Linked DNA regions of Homo sapiens: all the other regions are linked to region 1. Evidence: chromatin contacts called from ENCODE Hi-C or POLR2A ChIA-PET data. All regions are on one chromosome and are shown on one strand. The core of a region is the stretch at or near the end of the contact, and the rest is flanking DNA. Distances in the headings are between cores, read along the strand shown. Region 1 holds the start of PCGF3-AS1 (PCGF3 antisense RNA 1). Region 2 holds the start of ZNF141 (zinc finger protein 141). Region 3 overlaps CTBP1 (C-terminal binding protein 1). Region 4 overlaps SPON2 (spondin 2). Region 5 has its middle 44 kb from the start of FGFRL1.

Evidence for each region. A loop is a pair of places that touch in the nucleus more often than their neighbours do. ChIA-PET counts read pairs that join two places held with the same protein, here RNA polymerase II (POLR2A). Pooled maps may share reads with other maps.
Region 2: a loop to region 1 is called in a map of B cell, with 13 times the contacts of the local background. The contact joins the promoter of ZNF141 here to the promoter of PCGF3-AS1 in region 1. A Hi-C loop is called at or near these places in 6 of 168 maps with a recorded cell type or tissue (B cell, CD4-positive, alpha-beta T cell, ascending aorta and 2 more), 18 of 37 single-sample maps with no recorded cell type and 23 of 50 pooled maps. POLR2A ChIA-PET finds 5 or more read pairs at or near these places in 1 of 52 experiments (H1).
Region 3: a loop to region 1 is called in a pooled map, with 5 times the contacts of the local background. The contact joins the enhancer-like site here to the promoter of PCGF3-AS1 in region 1. A Hi-C loop is called at or near these places in 3 of 37 single-sample maps with no recorded cell type and 9 of 50 pooled maps. POLR2A ChIA-PET finds 5 or more read pairs at or near these places in 1 of 52 experiments (K562).
Region 4: a pooled map shows a loop between it and region 1 (9-fold over the local background). The contact joins the enhancer-like site here to the promoter of PCGF3-AS1 in region 1. A Hi-C loop is called at or near these places in 1 of 37 single-sample maps with no recorded cell type and 7 of 50 pooled maps. POLR2A ChIA-PET finds 5 or more read pairs at or near these places in 1 of 52 experiments (WTC11).
Region 5: a loop to region 1 is called in a map of naive thymus-derived CD4-positive, alpha-beta T cell, with 4 times the contacts of the local background. The contact joins the enhancer-like site here to the promoter of PCGF3-AS1 in region 1. A Hi-C loop is called at or near these places in 3 of 168 maps with a recorded cell type or tissue (ascending aorta, endothelial cell of umbilical vein and naive thymus-derived CD4-positive, alpha-beta T cell) and 6 of 50 pooled maps. POLR2A ChIA-PET finds 5 or more read pairs at or near these places in 2 of 52 experiments (activated naive CD4-positive, alpha-beta T cell and naive thymus-derived CD4-positive, alpha-beta T cell).

What each region holds. Positions count from the first base shown.
Region 1 is chr4:780,556-783,184 of GRCh38, forward strand. PCGF3-AS1 (PCGF3 antisense RNA 1) reads right to left here and starts at 1,294. Exons shown (of 3, transcript NR_171661.1): 1 at 1,217-1,294. LOC124900163 (chloride intracellular channel protein 6-like) reads right to left here and starts at 1,293. Exons shown (of 2, transcript XM_047416474.1): 1 at 1,217-1,293. RefSeq lists enhancers at 409-1,126, 1,127-1,843, 1,844-2,561 and silencers at 1,053-1,132, 1,233-1,582.
Region 2 is chr4:336,531-339,159 of GRCh38, forward strand. It overlaps ZNF141 (zinc finger protein 141), which reads left to right and starts at 1,284. Exons shown (of 4, transcript NM_003441.4): 1 at 1,284-1,456. The coding sequence starts at 1,454. RefSeq lists silencers at 1-53, 284-393 and enhancers at 408-923, 1,029-1,989, 1,034-1,133.
Region 3 is chr4:1,215,681-1,218,309 of GRCh38, forward strand. CTBP1 (C-terminal binding protein 1) reads right to left here. Exons shown (of 10, transcript NM_001012614.2): 6 at 311-525. CTBP1-AS (CTBP1 antisense RNA) reads left to right here. Exons shown (of 6, transcript NR_104331.1): 5 at 1-10; 6 at 279-2,629. Among named protein-coding and RNA genes, the nearest start is that of CTBP1-AS, 6.9 kb to the left of the region's middle. RefSeq lists a silencer at 1,527-1,596. Within about 2 kb of position 1,296, at least 9 of the 41 ENCODE cell types and tissues checked have a DNase peak (open chromatin) inside an H3K27ac peak, as active enhancers do.
Region 4 is chr4:1,166,019-1,168,647 of GRCh38, forward strand. SPON2 (spondin 2) reads right to left here. Exons shown (of 6, transcript NM_012445.4): 6 at 914-1,638. The coding sequence ends at 1,454. All of the region lies in intron 1 of LOC124900647 (nascent polypeptide-associated complex subunit alpha, muscle-specific form-like), which reads left to right. Among named protein-coding and RNA genes, the nearest start is that of SPON2, 5.2 kb to the right of the region's middle. RefSeq lists an enhancer at 1,043-1,292 and a silencer at 1,119-1,402. Within about 2 kb of position 1,318, at least 22 of the 41 ENCODE cell types and tissues checked have a DNase peak (open chromatin) inside an H3K27ac peak, as active enhancers do.
Region 5 is chr4:1,054,654-1,057,282 of GRCh38, forward strand. It overlaps a transcript of RNF212 not described here. Among named protein-coding and RNA genes, the nearest start is that of FGFRL1, 44 kb to the left of the region's middle. Within about 2 kb of position 1,303, at least 11 of the 41 ENCODE cell types and tissues checked have a DNase peak (open chromatin) inside an H3K27ac peak, as active enhancers do.

The DNA.
Region 1 (2,629 bases), core at 44-2,543:
TCTCCTGGTTGGTGAGTTTTCATTGTTTACCTCTGCTCACACAGGGACTCGAGGAGGGAGACTAGGACTCAGAGTCCTCCTTCATCTTGTCACTTCTCTAAACAATTACTTTTTGTTGAAGACGCCATGTAAGCTGGAATTCAAAGCCATCTCTTTGAACAACTGTGTGAAATAATCGTGCTAAACTGTTATTCTCCTTTAATCGTTCCAACCAAGCACCCACGGGGGCCATTATTCCTCTCCTACAACTGCAAGGCAGTGCCTCACCAACTAGCTTTGTTCCTGAGGCAAGCGGCAGGAACCCCTCTGCTTTCCTCAGTGAGCAAGCGGCCCCTGACCCTGGCGAGTGAGTTTTCTCTTCACAGCCCCCTGTCCCTGCTGCCCACTGAGCCAGCCAGCCCGAGGGTGGAAAAGTCATTCTGGCTCTAAGCTTCCAGCACAGTCCGGGAGACCACACGGGTCCTGGGGAGGGTGGCTAAGCCCGAGGGGCTTTATAGGATGAGTCACAAGAAAGTCCATCTGGTGGGCCCTCCCTGACTCCCCTCCACTGTCCCCGGCTCACGGCGAGGAAGGCAAGGCTGGTGGGGGGGACAGGAAAGGGCTGGGGTCTCTCCCCACCTCCACTGCCAACGCCCTGCAGACCCCCAGGCCACAGCCTTTCCCGGGGCTCCCCCAAGGTATGGGAGGTGGGGCGGGTCCAGTTTACGCTGGTTTCAAAGAAGTGAGAGCGCCCCGCCGCCATGTCATGGAGGGTCCCGCGCCCCCACCCCTTGCCTGGGGTCGTGTGTGGGCAGCCGCAGAAAGCGCCCCGACGGCAGGAGCGGGGTTCCAGGCTGAGACCGGGCCTCGGCGGCGCCCCTTCCTGCCGGGAGTGGCGCATCCCAGGACCCACAGACAAACAGGGCCAGCCAGGGTCACCCGGAGCGCGAAGGCCGGCTATGGGCTTAGGGTGGGGTCTGGTCCCTACGGCCGGCCTAGGGGGAACGCGGGACAGGAGAAGGTCTGGGAAAAACCTGCTTCCGAGGCCTCGGCTTCGGGGCGTCCTCCTGAGCTGGCGCCAGCCCGCAGCGGGGCCGGGCAGGGACGCCGGCCTAACGGTGGGGACCGGCAGGGCCTGGGGGCAGGACGAGACAAGCACACAACCGACGGGGCGGGGCCAGGCGAGGGCACGGGGCCGAAGAAGCTTCTGCCAGGCCCGAGACCCGCACTTAGTTACCTGAGAAGGCGGGAAGGTGCGGCCGCGGGGTGAGCGGCGGACTGACCCAGCTCCAGCGCCTCTGCAGAGGCTTGCAATGGCGTCTCTCGGGCTCTGATTGGTCAGGCCTCCACACGTGAGCCTCTAGGAGCCAATCATGTCGGCCCACCTAGCATGCGCTGATTGGCTCAGGCTGGCCAGGGGCGGGCGCGGTCCTTCCACGGCCCGGTCCCCGCTCCCTTCCCCAGGCCCGGAGGCCCCGCCCGAGCGGCTCCGCTGGGGGCGGTTCTGCTGGAGAGGACGGATCTGCTGGGGAGATGGATATCCTGGAGGGGCGGATCTACTCGGGGGGCGGGTCTGCTGGGAAGGCCGGATCTGCTGTGAGGGGCGGGTCTTCTGGAGGGGCCGATCTGCTGAGGGGGCCGGATCTGCTGCCTGACAGGGCTTCCTGGCCTGGGGAGGAGGCCGTGTCTGGAGCTTGAAAGCCGGCCCCGCTGTGTTCAAGATACAGTCAAACGTTCAGAAGGAGGAGACTCCGGGGGCAGGGTGGTGCCCAGCCAGTGCATGGGGCCAGGGCCACGCTGGTGGCACCCAGGCAGCGCTGCCTCCTGGCTCTCGAATGGCTGTTCTCTGCCCAGAATGCTCTCCCACGGGACACGCGCCTCCCTCCGGGTCTGTGCACGTCACTCTGACAGAGAGGCCCCCTGACCACTCATGAAATAGTAACCCTAACCATTGCTCTCTGCTCCCTGTCCTGCTTGATTTTCCTCCAGGGCAAACACCGCCACTTCCATGTTTATCATCTGTCCTCCATCACTAGGAAAACCAGTTCCAGGAGGGAGGGACTAGTATTCCCAGCCCCTAGAACAGAGCAGCGCATATCACAGGGGCTCAGTAAACATCTGGGGAGGAGTGCCATTCCCAGGAGGCCTCAGACCCCGTCACCTGAGATGAGAGCTGGATCCCGGAGAAGCTCAGGTCTGACCCAGCATTCATTGCTGTAGGAAGGGCTCGTCTAGACTCCAAGGGAGCCGGGTGCGGTGGCTCACGCCTGAAATCCCAGCACTTCGGAAGGCCGAGGCGGGCGGATCACCAGGTCAGGAGATCCAGACCATCCTGGCTAACACGGTGAAACCCCGTCTCTACTAAAAATACAAAAAATTAGCCGGGCGTGGTGGCGGGTGCCTGTAGTCCCAGCTACTCGGGAGGCTGAGGCAGGAGAATGGTGTGAACTTGGGAGCGGAGCTTGCAGTGAGCCGAGATCGCACCACTGCACTCCATCCTGGGGGACAGAGAGAGACTCTGTCTCAAAAAAAAAAGACTCCAAGGGAAAGCTGCCTGGGTCGTGACCTGGCACGTCCAAGTCGCTGCTTAGGCTTGCAAGGGGGTCCAGACCAGGCTGTGGATGGGAAATGGGAGGCTGGGGGAGGATGG
Region 2 (2,629 bases), core at 34-2,533, 440 kb before region 1:
ATGGGCCTGGCCCGGCTCCACCCCGCGGGGCTCCGCGGCTCAACGGGTCGCCCAGGGGCGCGGGCCCGGCTTCGTCCTCGACGGTGTCCGCCCCGGCCCTGGCTAGGCCGACGGCAGCCGGGTCCGGGTGGGGCTCGGGCTCGGGGCGCGCCCCTCCCATCTCTCCAGGGTCCGCGTCCTCGCTGCCGCCAGGTCCCGCCGAGATCCCCGGTGGCCCCGGCTCCAGCGGCTGCAGCGTCGCCATCGCCGGGCAGACCCCGGCCGACCTCAAAGCGACCGCGCGGTGGGGCCGGCGGGGACTGGGGCTGCGCAGCGCGGCCTGGGGTGGGGGCGGCGGGGCCCCCAGGAGCTCCTGGGAACCGAGGGTCCTGGGGCGGTCCCGCCCCGCACAGCTCCGGGTGAGCTTGGGGAGGGAGACACACTCTCAGCCCACCTCGCCCCGCCCGACAGCGCTCCGAGTCCTGAGTCCCCTCACCCCCATTCTACAGACACGAAGGTGAAGCCAAAGACGGGACGCTCACTTCCTGAGAATTTGCTGCCTGCTGCGTGGACACCACCGACCTATTGTTTACAGCGGTCAGGGACCCGCCCCCCAGACCCCCAGGACCGCGCTTCCGGGGGAGGAGGGTGTCCTCAGCAACGGTGACCCGCACCAAAGCCCTCCTCACCGGGGTCACCGCCACAGCCGGTGCGAGGCCCGCAGGGCGCTGGGGATGCGCGACCGACTCCCGTGAACCTGCTCCTCGCGCGTCAGGGAGAGCTGTGCACCCAACTAGGCTCTGTGAGGACGGACTGAGGTCGGCCTGCAGGCTGCGGCCCCGAAGGCAGGATTTGTGGAGAGATGATTCGCGAGCCTTGGAGGAAGGATGGGCTGTGCGTGCGTGGGTGCGTGCGTGTGTGTGTGTGTGTGTCTGTGACTTTTGTATGTTTATGTGAGACTGCGTACGTGCGCGCGTCTGTGTGTGCGCGCGCGCGTATATGTCTGTGTGTGTGCGTGCGTGTATAATTTCTAAATGGACGTCACCTTACACATCACAAGGTTAAAAAATGACCCCTGGGCTGTGCCAGGCCAAGCACGAAGAGAAAGCCCCGCCTGAAACTGCCTGGAGGCCCCCCGGCTGTCACTCTCGCCACATTCCGTGGAGTATGTGGTTGCAACTTCTGTCACTCAAGGTCTGATGGCGGGGAGATTGGAGCCGTATCCAATCAGCGCACTGGAGTGAAAACTGCCCAATCAGGCACGCAGCCAGAGAGGAGGCGGTGGCTTCCGGGATGTGGCGCGGGTCTTTGCGTCTGGCTACTACCAGACCGCGGGTTAGGGGCTTCATCTCTCTGCGTTCTCAGTTGTGGGAGGCCTTGGTGATTCGGCCACAGCTCAGCCTCCGTCGCTCTGTGACCTGCGGGTATTGGATGATTGGTAGCTAAGACTCCCGAATACTTCAGAAGTGGGGAAATGGTGAGTGTGCGGGGCAGGGCGTCCCAAGGCTGAGGAGGTCTCATCGGAGCTGGCGGGAAATGGCGGCGGGACCGAGTCTGCGAACGGAGTCCCCGCTGCCGCCGCTCAGCCCTGGGGCCTCAGTACCCTCCGGTGAGGGACCTGGGCTCCTGTCGGTCCCCGCACAGCGGCTCTGGCCCAGCCTGCAGCCCTCCTTGTGCAGCTCTGCGCCCGCAGCCCCGCACCTTCCCCAGGCTGTGGGGTGAGGAGTAGCTTATCTGGAAGCCGCCCGCGCGGCGTGCGCGATGCCGGCGTGGGAGGAGCTGTGGGAGAAGCTGTGGTCTGGGGATCCCGTCCCTGCTTTACCCTGTTCGGAATGAGATCGAGGCCCCATCAAAACAGAGTTCATGTGAGCAAATGGGGACTCATTAATGGGACAGCGCCGGCCGTGGCTCGTGGTTTGGGGGCTGCCAGCGGGTCTTGAAGGAAAAGCTTTTGTGAGGTGTGTGAGGAAGCGAAGCAAATCACCCGCCCGCTCCAACTTGCCCACCAGTCTCCTTGCCCTGTGCGCCTCCTCCGCGTGGCTGTTCCTGAGTGGCATCTTTTAGAATACGCTAGTGTGGGCGCGCACAGCGCTTCGCTGAGTTCTGTGAGTAGTTCTGTCATATTATTGAACTTGAGGAGGGTGTGGGCCCCTGGTTTGTAGACAGGTGTTCAGAAATGAAGACGGGTGTCCAGAGGCAGGGACTGGCGTCTGCAGGGGGGCAGCTGCGGGAAGAGCGCTGAGCTTGTGGGGTCTGTGCTGACTCCGGGTGGTGTCGTTAGTGAGTTGTTGGACAGCCCGTTGGGGTCGGAGCATTGACTGGTGTTGAGCAAACTCCTCACGTTTCCTGTCAGAAGAAAGACATGGCTGAGCCTGGGCTGGAGGGAGTCGCAGGTGTCCGCGGGAGACCAGCCGGGTTCTGCACATGCACTGTCCTGCTGCGCACTGTTCTGTTCCTCCAGGTCTCCTCCCGGGGAGAGAGGGCGCTGAGAACTTGGAGGAAAGGAGTTCTGAGAAACATCCCTTCCCTGCACCCTGCTGCCAGCCCCCACCCAATGCTAACCCACTCCTGAGCCCGCCCATTGGGCATTCGCACGGCCACACTTGTCCCAGGACAGGGTTCTACCCTCAGGAATTGTGCCCATGGCAGC
Region 3 (2,629 bases), core at 46-2,545, 440 kb after region 1:
ACGCCCCCAGGTAGCTGCATCTGTCCCCACTGTGACAACAGCAAGGGCTTCAGGGGAATTTGGTGTTCAAAGGTATGAGGTTCTGTCTTGTCCAGAGAGTATTTTAGATGTCCTGAGTAGAACTCAGAACACAGAAAACGCTGTCTGGGCAGACAGGGCTTCCCCCAGCAGGGCTGGCAGCCGCCGCCATGTGGCTCGCTGAAGGCAGGGTCTTGCCCAGGTGCAGATGGCTGCTGGGAGGGACCTGCCTGACACCCCCACCTGTACCTGCCCCGCAGAAGTAGAGTCCTGTGTCCCCGGCTCCACGCACCTGCTTGACGGTGAAGTCGTTGATGAGGTGGTGGTTGTGCTCGTTGAGGCCGCAGTGCAGGGTCACGCAGTCGCTGTGGAAGAGCAGGTCCTGCAGGGTGCTGACACGCTGCAGCCCCAGCGCCCGCTCCACGCCATCCGACAAGTAAGGGTCGTAGAAGAGCACGTTGAAGCCGAAGGCCTTGGCCCGCAGCGCCACTGCCTGCCCCACGCGACCTGGTGGCGTCAAGACACAGTGTGAGACCCTTGCTCACCCGTGGCCGGGAGGCCGGCCCCGAAAGCCAGGGTCGGAGTGGCCTCTGTGCCTCAGTTTGACCATCTGCCAAGGATGACACCAGCTGTGGTCAAGCCAAGGTGCCCACGCACGCTCCACACGAGCGCTCCACGTCCGCTCCAACGCGCCCACTGCCAAGGCGGAGGAGATGCACAGGGGTGGAAAGGGTACACTAGCCCCTCGGCCCACACCAGCTGCCAGCCACACCACTCCCCTGCAGCCTGTCCACAGGACGTGACATGAACCACTCAGTGTCAAACGGACTGGTCAGTGGGTCTCCACCCACCCAACACATGTCCTCCGTGCCCAGGCCCCTCCGCTGGCCTTTCGATCCACCCATCAATGTTTCCGGCATCTCAATTCCAGCCACCACTACGTGGAGACGGCAAAGGGGGCAGGAGGGAAACTTCCAGACCAGGGAGGCCCCGCTGGGCTCAGGTCCTGACCCCTTCGAGTGGAGCGGCAGAGAAAGCCATCCCAGGCAGACGTGCCTGCCCCCACCCCAGCAGTCCAAGGCTGGCACGGGTCCCAGCACAGGAGCCGTGGAGCTTGAGCCACCGTGTCTGGCTGGGGCCGGCTCCTCCTCGGGGAAGGGTCTGCAGAGTGCTCGTGCCCACTGTGAGCCAACAGCATGGCTGCAAAGGACACAGGACCCCAAGCCCGCGAACGTGGTGTCTCCTGCATTGCCTCAGAGGGAACCGCTACACAGGAAGGAAGCAGGTTGAGCGCCGGGGCGGGTGGGAAGTGGGCGCAGTTTCAAAGGCGGCAGCCAGGGCAGGCCTCCCTGAGAAGACCAAGCTTGCTGGAGACATAAGGGGACAGGAAGGGAGCCAGAGAGCTGGAACAACACGTGCGAGGGGCCCGCGGCGGCCTGAGGGCCAAGGAGACCAGACCGCCAGGCACACAGGGTGGCCGGACGTGGCCCAAACGCCCAGGGGACCCCCAGTCACTCTGGGAAGAGGACTGGGGGAGGCTGGGAGGCCAGTCAGAAGAGCTGAGGACCGTCTAAACGCACTACATCCTAGAAAGGGAGGCGCCTGTTCTACGAGAAGGAACATGGTGGCTCCTTCCATCCCCAGGGACGAGGCTGCTGCAGGAGGGAGGAGGGCTCGGCAGGCGGAGGTGGGAGCAGCAGTTCTGAGGGTTGCAGCCACGGCCGGAGTACCCGGGCAGCTCCCCAGGTGCAGAACAGCCCGTCTGTCAACGCCCCCTGCCAGGGATCCCACCAAATGGGGAGGAAGAGAACACAGGCAGACACAGAGAAAGGCGTCTCCCACAGCGCAGAAGGCGGACGACACGCTGTTTCCCACTGCGCACAACACAAAGCCCCGGAAGTCGGGCTGCCGGTGGCGAAAACCAGCTAAAGCCGCGGGCCGGCGCCGGCCACGCCTGACACGGGAGAGCAGCGGCTGTTCGGGGCGAGACCATTCTTCACTTCTGTCTCTGCCATTCTCTTCCACATGATGTCTGGCTTAGGATAAGAAATTATGATGATGCAGGTGAAGAGACAGGAGGATGTAGTTTCTAATTAGAACAAAACACTGGAAGCGGACAGACGCACAGATGACCGAGGCTGGAATCAGCCAGCAAAACCTCTTAATAACTACTATAAACATGCTCAGAGATGACAACAAGTGTGGATGTAAACAGCAGAAAAATGGAGGCTTCCGGAAGATGAATGGTAACTCTATAAAGAACCACATAGAAATTCCAGAACGAAAACATCCCTCTGAAACGGAACTCCCTGGACAAAGCTAACTGCAAGAAAAGGATCGGGAGCTTGAAGGGAGGGGCTCAAAGTCAGCAGATGGCATCCAAACAGAAGCAGAGAGAAAAGAATTTAAAAAATAAATTTTAAAGAACAGGCCTTGGTGGCTGACGCCTGTAATCCCAGCACTCTGGGAGGCTGAGGTGGGCGGATCACAAGGTCAGGAGTTCGAGACCAGCCTGGCCAACATGGTGAAACCCCGTCTCTACTAAAAATACAAAAATTAGCCGGACGTGGTGGCGGGCGCCTGTAGTCCAAGCTACTCGGGAGGCTGAGGC
Region 4 (2,629 bases), core at 68-2,567, 390 kb after region 1:
GCATTGTCAGTCCCAGGAACCTTAAGAAAACTTTAAGCCAGGGGTTTTTCAGATCTCCACGTCACCTCAGAGCTCATGCGCCCGTGAGCTTGGGCTTAGTTCATTGTTTTCAAGGATGGTGGGCGGGGATGGCGTGCAGGGTGGTGGGAGCTGGGCCTGGGGTCTGGTTCTAGAAGCATCAGGGCTGGAGGGCCTTAGACAGTTACGAGGAAGGGTCGTCTACCAGGCCTCGGTGAGAGAAGTGAGCCCCCACCTTCCAGTCACTGGGAGAGGACTGAAGAAGCAGCCATCCCCCAAGCATCTCCATCCTCAAACCACACAGAGCTCCCGCCCAGGCACTGAGAGGGCCCTGGGGTTCCACCAGGTGAGTGGCACTGGTGGGGAGGCCTGGGGACCCCTGCTGCAGAAAGGGCCACGACAGATTACAGTGAGCCCCTGAGGACATCTTTGAGGTTGGGGCCTCTGAGCTCAGGTCTCAGGAGGTGTCTGCTGGTGGCCTGATGGGCTGCGAGGGTCTTGGTGGTCAGTGGCCCCCCCATGAACAGCAGCAATGCAAGCTGCTCCCACAGAGGAGGGGGCAGAGTGAGGGCTTCTGGGGCCTCGTCCGGATCTCAAGGTGCCCCTTGTCTGAGCTTCTGATCGTCCTGTGGGCAGGCGCGTGCCTGCCGGGTTTGTGGATGCATCTGACATGCCATTTGCTGTGTCTTCTGAAATCCTGTATGGGCCAGGGGTGGCGTCTGTTGTGGGGAGATCTGTAGGTCTCAGGCCTGCCTCCCACACACACACAGAGCACGTGCCTCATGGCCCTGACGGCAGCACCAGGCGCCTTCTGAATGTGTGTCCCCAATTAGCGCACACCACGGGTCCCTGCACTGCACGGGGCCCAGAACAAGTGTGGGGACAGCCAGGGACATTTGTGAGCAACAGAGATAGTCTTTATTCAAACGCAGAGAGATCCATAACATGGAAACACTGACGCTTCCGAAACCGCCCCATTTATTCACTTCTCAAGTGGCCCCCGCTTGGATGCGCCCTCGGGAGAGTGGGCTCAGCACAGCCTAGAGCACCAGGTCTGAGGTATCTGCAACCACGTGGGAGCCAGGCCCCTGGACGATGAAGGACAATCTCCTGGAGCAGCAATAACTTATAAGGAGACATAATTTAGAGTAGCTGGAGCCTTGGGGATGACTTTATCCTGCAGGAGGAGGAGGCTGAGAGCAGACGGGACACGGGGGCCCCTAAGAAGCAAGGTTGGGAAAGGAGGAGGCTGTTTCCCAATGCCCGTGCCGGCCACCAGAGGGCCCTTCAGTGCAGAGATGGTCGGCGCGGCCTCACCGCGGTCAGGAGCAGCGCGAAACCCCCTGTGCCCTCGGCCGCCTGCAGCATGAGCCTGCACAGGAGCCCCCGACACCCCATGGCTCCGGGGGGCCCCAGGGGCTGCGGGGCTCTGGTCTTAGACGCAGTTATCAGGGACGCACTCAGCCTCTTCTTCGAGCTCGGGGCAGGGGCTCCCGTTGTTGGCGGGCTGGACCCGGACGTAGCGAGTCCTGCTCTTGGTCCCGAGCCTCCCACAGTGGCCTCCGCACAGTCCCCAGGACGACCACAGGGAGACCTCGCAGTCCAGCGGCGTTTCTGGAACTGGACCAAGCAAAGGGGAGACCGAGGTGAACGCTCGCGTGAAGAGGCGCTTCGTACAAACGGAAGCCACCTCCCACCAACGTGTGCATTCATCAGAGGCCACGCCCACCCTTCGGGGGCACTTGCGTTTCTCCGCACAGTCGCAGAGTGAGCGGCAAGATGGGATGGCACCATAGCAACCTCGGACACAACCTAGGGACTGGAGTTGCGCGTTTCTACGTAAGAGCCGGAGCTGCCGCTCAAGTCCCTGTGGTGGTGGAACTCCCACATCGTGGCAGAGTAAGGGGCCCCTGGGAACCCCGTGGGAACCCCGGGAGAGGGCGGACACCCCTGCTGTAGAAAGCTGCTCTGCCCGAGCCTGGACCCAGCTGCTACATTTACCCGAATAACAGACAGGGGCACCTGATTAGCTGTCTTGCGGGACCTGGACCCCCCACAGGACTCAGACCTTTTCAGTATCGTTCTCGTTTCCCTGTGTCCCATCTGGTTCCATAATTTTCATAAATTTAAAAATCATCATTTGGTGTTATGGTTAAGTCACTTGGTAATTTCCATGTTTCCAAAGCAAAGTGAAAACACCTCTTTTGCACCCCACAGGCCAAGCCAGCCAGATGGACAGTGTTTCTCTGGCTGTGTGGCCCAGAGCGGGCAGCCCCTAAGGAGGCCAGGAGCCCCGCCTCACTCTGCCGTGCACGGGAGGACAGTCAGCAAGGGCTCGGCTCTCCTCACAAATCTGCGAGTACCCTGCTGCCAGCTTTGTGGCTACTGAAGGATGAGAGAGAGTGGAGAAGGGGGTCAATGTGCAGGTGCAGTGCCTGGACTGGTCTGGAAGCCCTGGCCAGGCCCACACCTGGAGCAGCCCTCTCCAGAGATGCAGGAACAGGGCTTGCAAAGACCTTGGGCGCTGAGGCTTCGCAGGGGCACTGGTGTAGAAGCCAGAGAGCCAGGGCCCCGGGCAGCCCACCTGGGGAGCACACAGAGCTGCTGGCAG
Region 5 (2,629 bases), core at 53-2,552, 270 kb after region 1:
GGATAGTCAGCTCATAGAGGGGACAGTCAGCTCCCAGCAGAGGGGACAGTCAGCTCCCGGCAGAGGGGACAGTCAGCTCCCGGAGGGGAAAGTCAGCTCCCGGAGGGGACAGTCAACTCACAGAGAGGACAGCCAGCTCCCAGCAGAGGGGACAGTCAGCTCCTGGCAGAGGGGACAGTCAGCTCCCAGAGGGGACAGTCAGCTGCCAGAGGGGACAGTCAGCTCCCGGAGGGGAAAGTCAGCTCCCGGAAGGGACAGTCAGCTCCCGGAGGGAACAGTCAGCTCCTGGAGGGGACAGTCAGCTCCCGGAGGGGACAGTCAACTCACAGAGGGGACAGCCAGCTCCCAGCAGAGGGGACAGTCAGCTCCTGGCAGAGGGGACAGTCAGCTCCCAGAGGGAACAGTCAGCTCCTGGAGGGGACAGTCAGCTCCCGGCAGAGGGGACAGTCAGCTCCCGGAGGGGATAGTCAGCTCCCGGAAGGGACAGTCAACTCACAGAGAGGACAGCCAGCTCCCAGCAGAGGGGACAGTCAGCTCCTGGCAGAGGGGACAGTCAGCTCCCGGAGGGGACAGTCAGCTGCCAGAGGGGACAGTCAGCTCCCGGAGGGGAAAGTCAGCTCCCGGAAGGGATAGTCAGCTCCCGGAGGGGAAAGTCAGCTCCCGGAGGGGACAGTCAACTCACAGAGGGGACAGCCAGCTCCCAGCAGAGGGGACAGTCAGCTCCTGGCAGAGGGGACAGTCAGCTCCTGGAGGGGACAGTCAGCTCCCGGCAGAGGGGACAGTCAGCTCCCGGAGGGGATAGTCAGCTCCCAGAGGGGACAGTCAATCCGGGACAGCCATGAATGCCATGACTTCCAGAAGGACATGGGCACCCTCTGTCCAGCAGCCCAGGCATCCTGGCATCTGGAGGGCCCAGGGGAGGCGCCTGGGAGGCTGCTGTGAAGGCAGGGACGCCTCACCTGAAATAAAGTCTCTGTGTGCAGCCCGGCAGTGCCTCAGCTCCGCCTGCAGTGAAGGTGAGGATTCTCCTGCTTCACGTGGTGGTCGGCTGCTGTTAACTCGGTTAACTCGAGTGAGATAACAAAGTTCTTTGACACTTTTTAGGTAAATGCAAACTAAAAGATTAGAACTAACCCCATAAGCCTCTTTTCCAACCCTGTGTGGTCCCGGCTGGCGGGAGAGACCTGGGCTCTGAGACTCTCTGGGAGCCACGTGCACGGGGGCGTCTCCTGCAGGAGACCCCACCCTCCTGACGGATGAGGAGGCTCCACCCACGCAGGCCGCATCTGCAGGGTGAGCTCAGGCCCGGAATTCATCTCTGGACCTGACGGAGATTCACCCGCTGAAGCCGGCATCACAGGCCCGCTGTGAGTACTGTGTGACCAGAATGCGTAGTAATCACCTAACGCAGGATGTGGCGGCGCCGACCCACGCTGCGTGCGCACCCCACAGCAGCCCTGTCTCCCCCGCGAGCTGCAGCCGGAACCTTCTAACAGGAACTCAACAGGCAGGTGTTCGTTTTGCCTCCAGCATCAACATTTTAAGGAAGTTCCAAGTTAAGAGTAAAGTTGCAAACATATCACATGTATGCTCGTCCTGATAATCAGAAAAATACTTTATTCCACTACATTACTTAATTATTTCAACAAGAGGGAAAGTACAGTCGCACTGGCTGTCTAACGTACACATGCTGGTGGGCACGAAGGCTGGAGGACTGGAAGGGGGCAGAGCGGGTGGCTGGGTGCTCATCTTTCAGGTGTCACTGCCCCAAGGTGAGCAGGTCCCGCAGGAGGCATGGAAGTCGCGGTAAAAACACAACTTTGTCTTTGAAATGACTTCAAAACTTCACACTGTTGAGGAAAATGAGGGTGCACATGTTACATACAAAAAATAAGGTGGGGAGAAGAGTTTATTCACTAAAATGTGTATTTTAAAAAATTCAGATGTCATCTTAGTATTTTCAGAGTATTATCAATATGTTTAAGTCATAATTTTCGAAATTCACAATGAATATAAAAGTGAACATTACTGCGTTTCTGAACAACTAAGGCAAAACTCAGAAACACAACTCTTGAGAACGTTTAGAGCTCCATGGCTGCCCTTGGCACACACTCAGTTAAAGAGCTTCTTTACACACGCACTTTCCCAAGAGCATTTTCTTCCTGAGGCTGGCTGAGCACTTGCCTAAACACTGCCTCTGCAGCAGGCTGGGGATGCTGATGGGCGGCCGGGGGGGCAGCCTGGCCTGGGAGCCCCCGAAGCTTGGAGAGTCCCCTCTTCCTGCTCTCCCTGGTAACTGTGGTGTTGGCGTTAGTGGGGGTCCCTTGTAGGGAATTTGCAGAGGTGGAATCCTAATAAATTCAAGAAACACAACATCATGAATGCTCGGAGCATCTCTGGTGACACGGTAGTTACAGCACTGGCCGTTTTGTGGTTTTAAAGGCCTGGATTCAAAGGCATCTCTGAGAACCTCGGAGCAGCACGCACACCCCCGCCCGGCGGCCAGCAGAAGATGTGGACCGATGCTGCAGGGCCCGTGGGCACCCAGGAGGGTCGACAACCCAGGCCAGCGGGGACGGGAGGTGGGGGCGTGAGAGAACGCTGAGGCCTGCAGGCAGCCAGGGGTGGA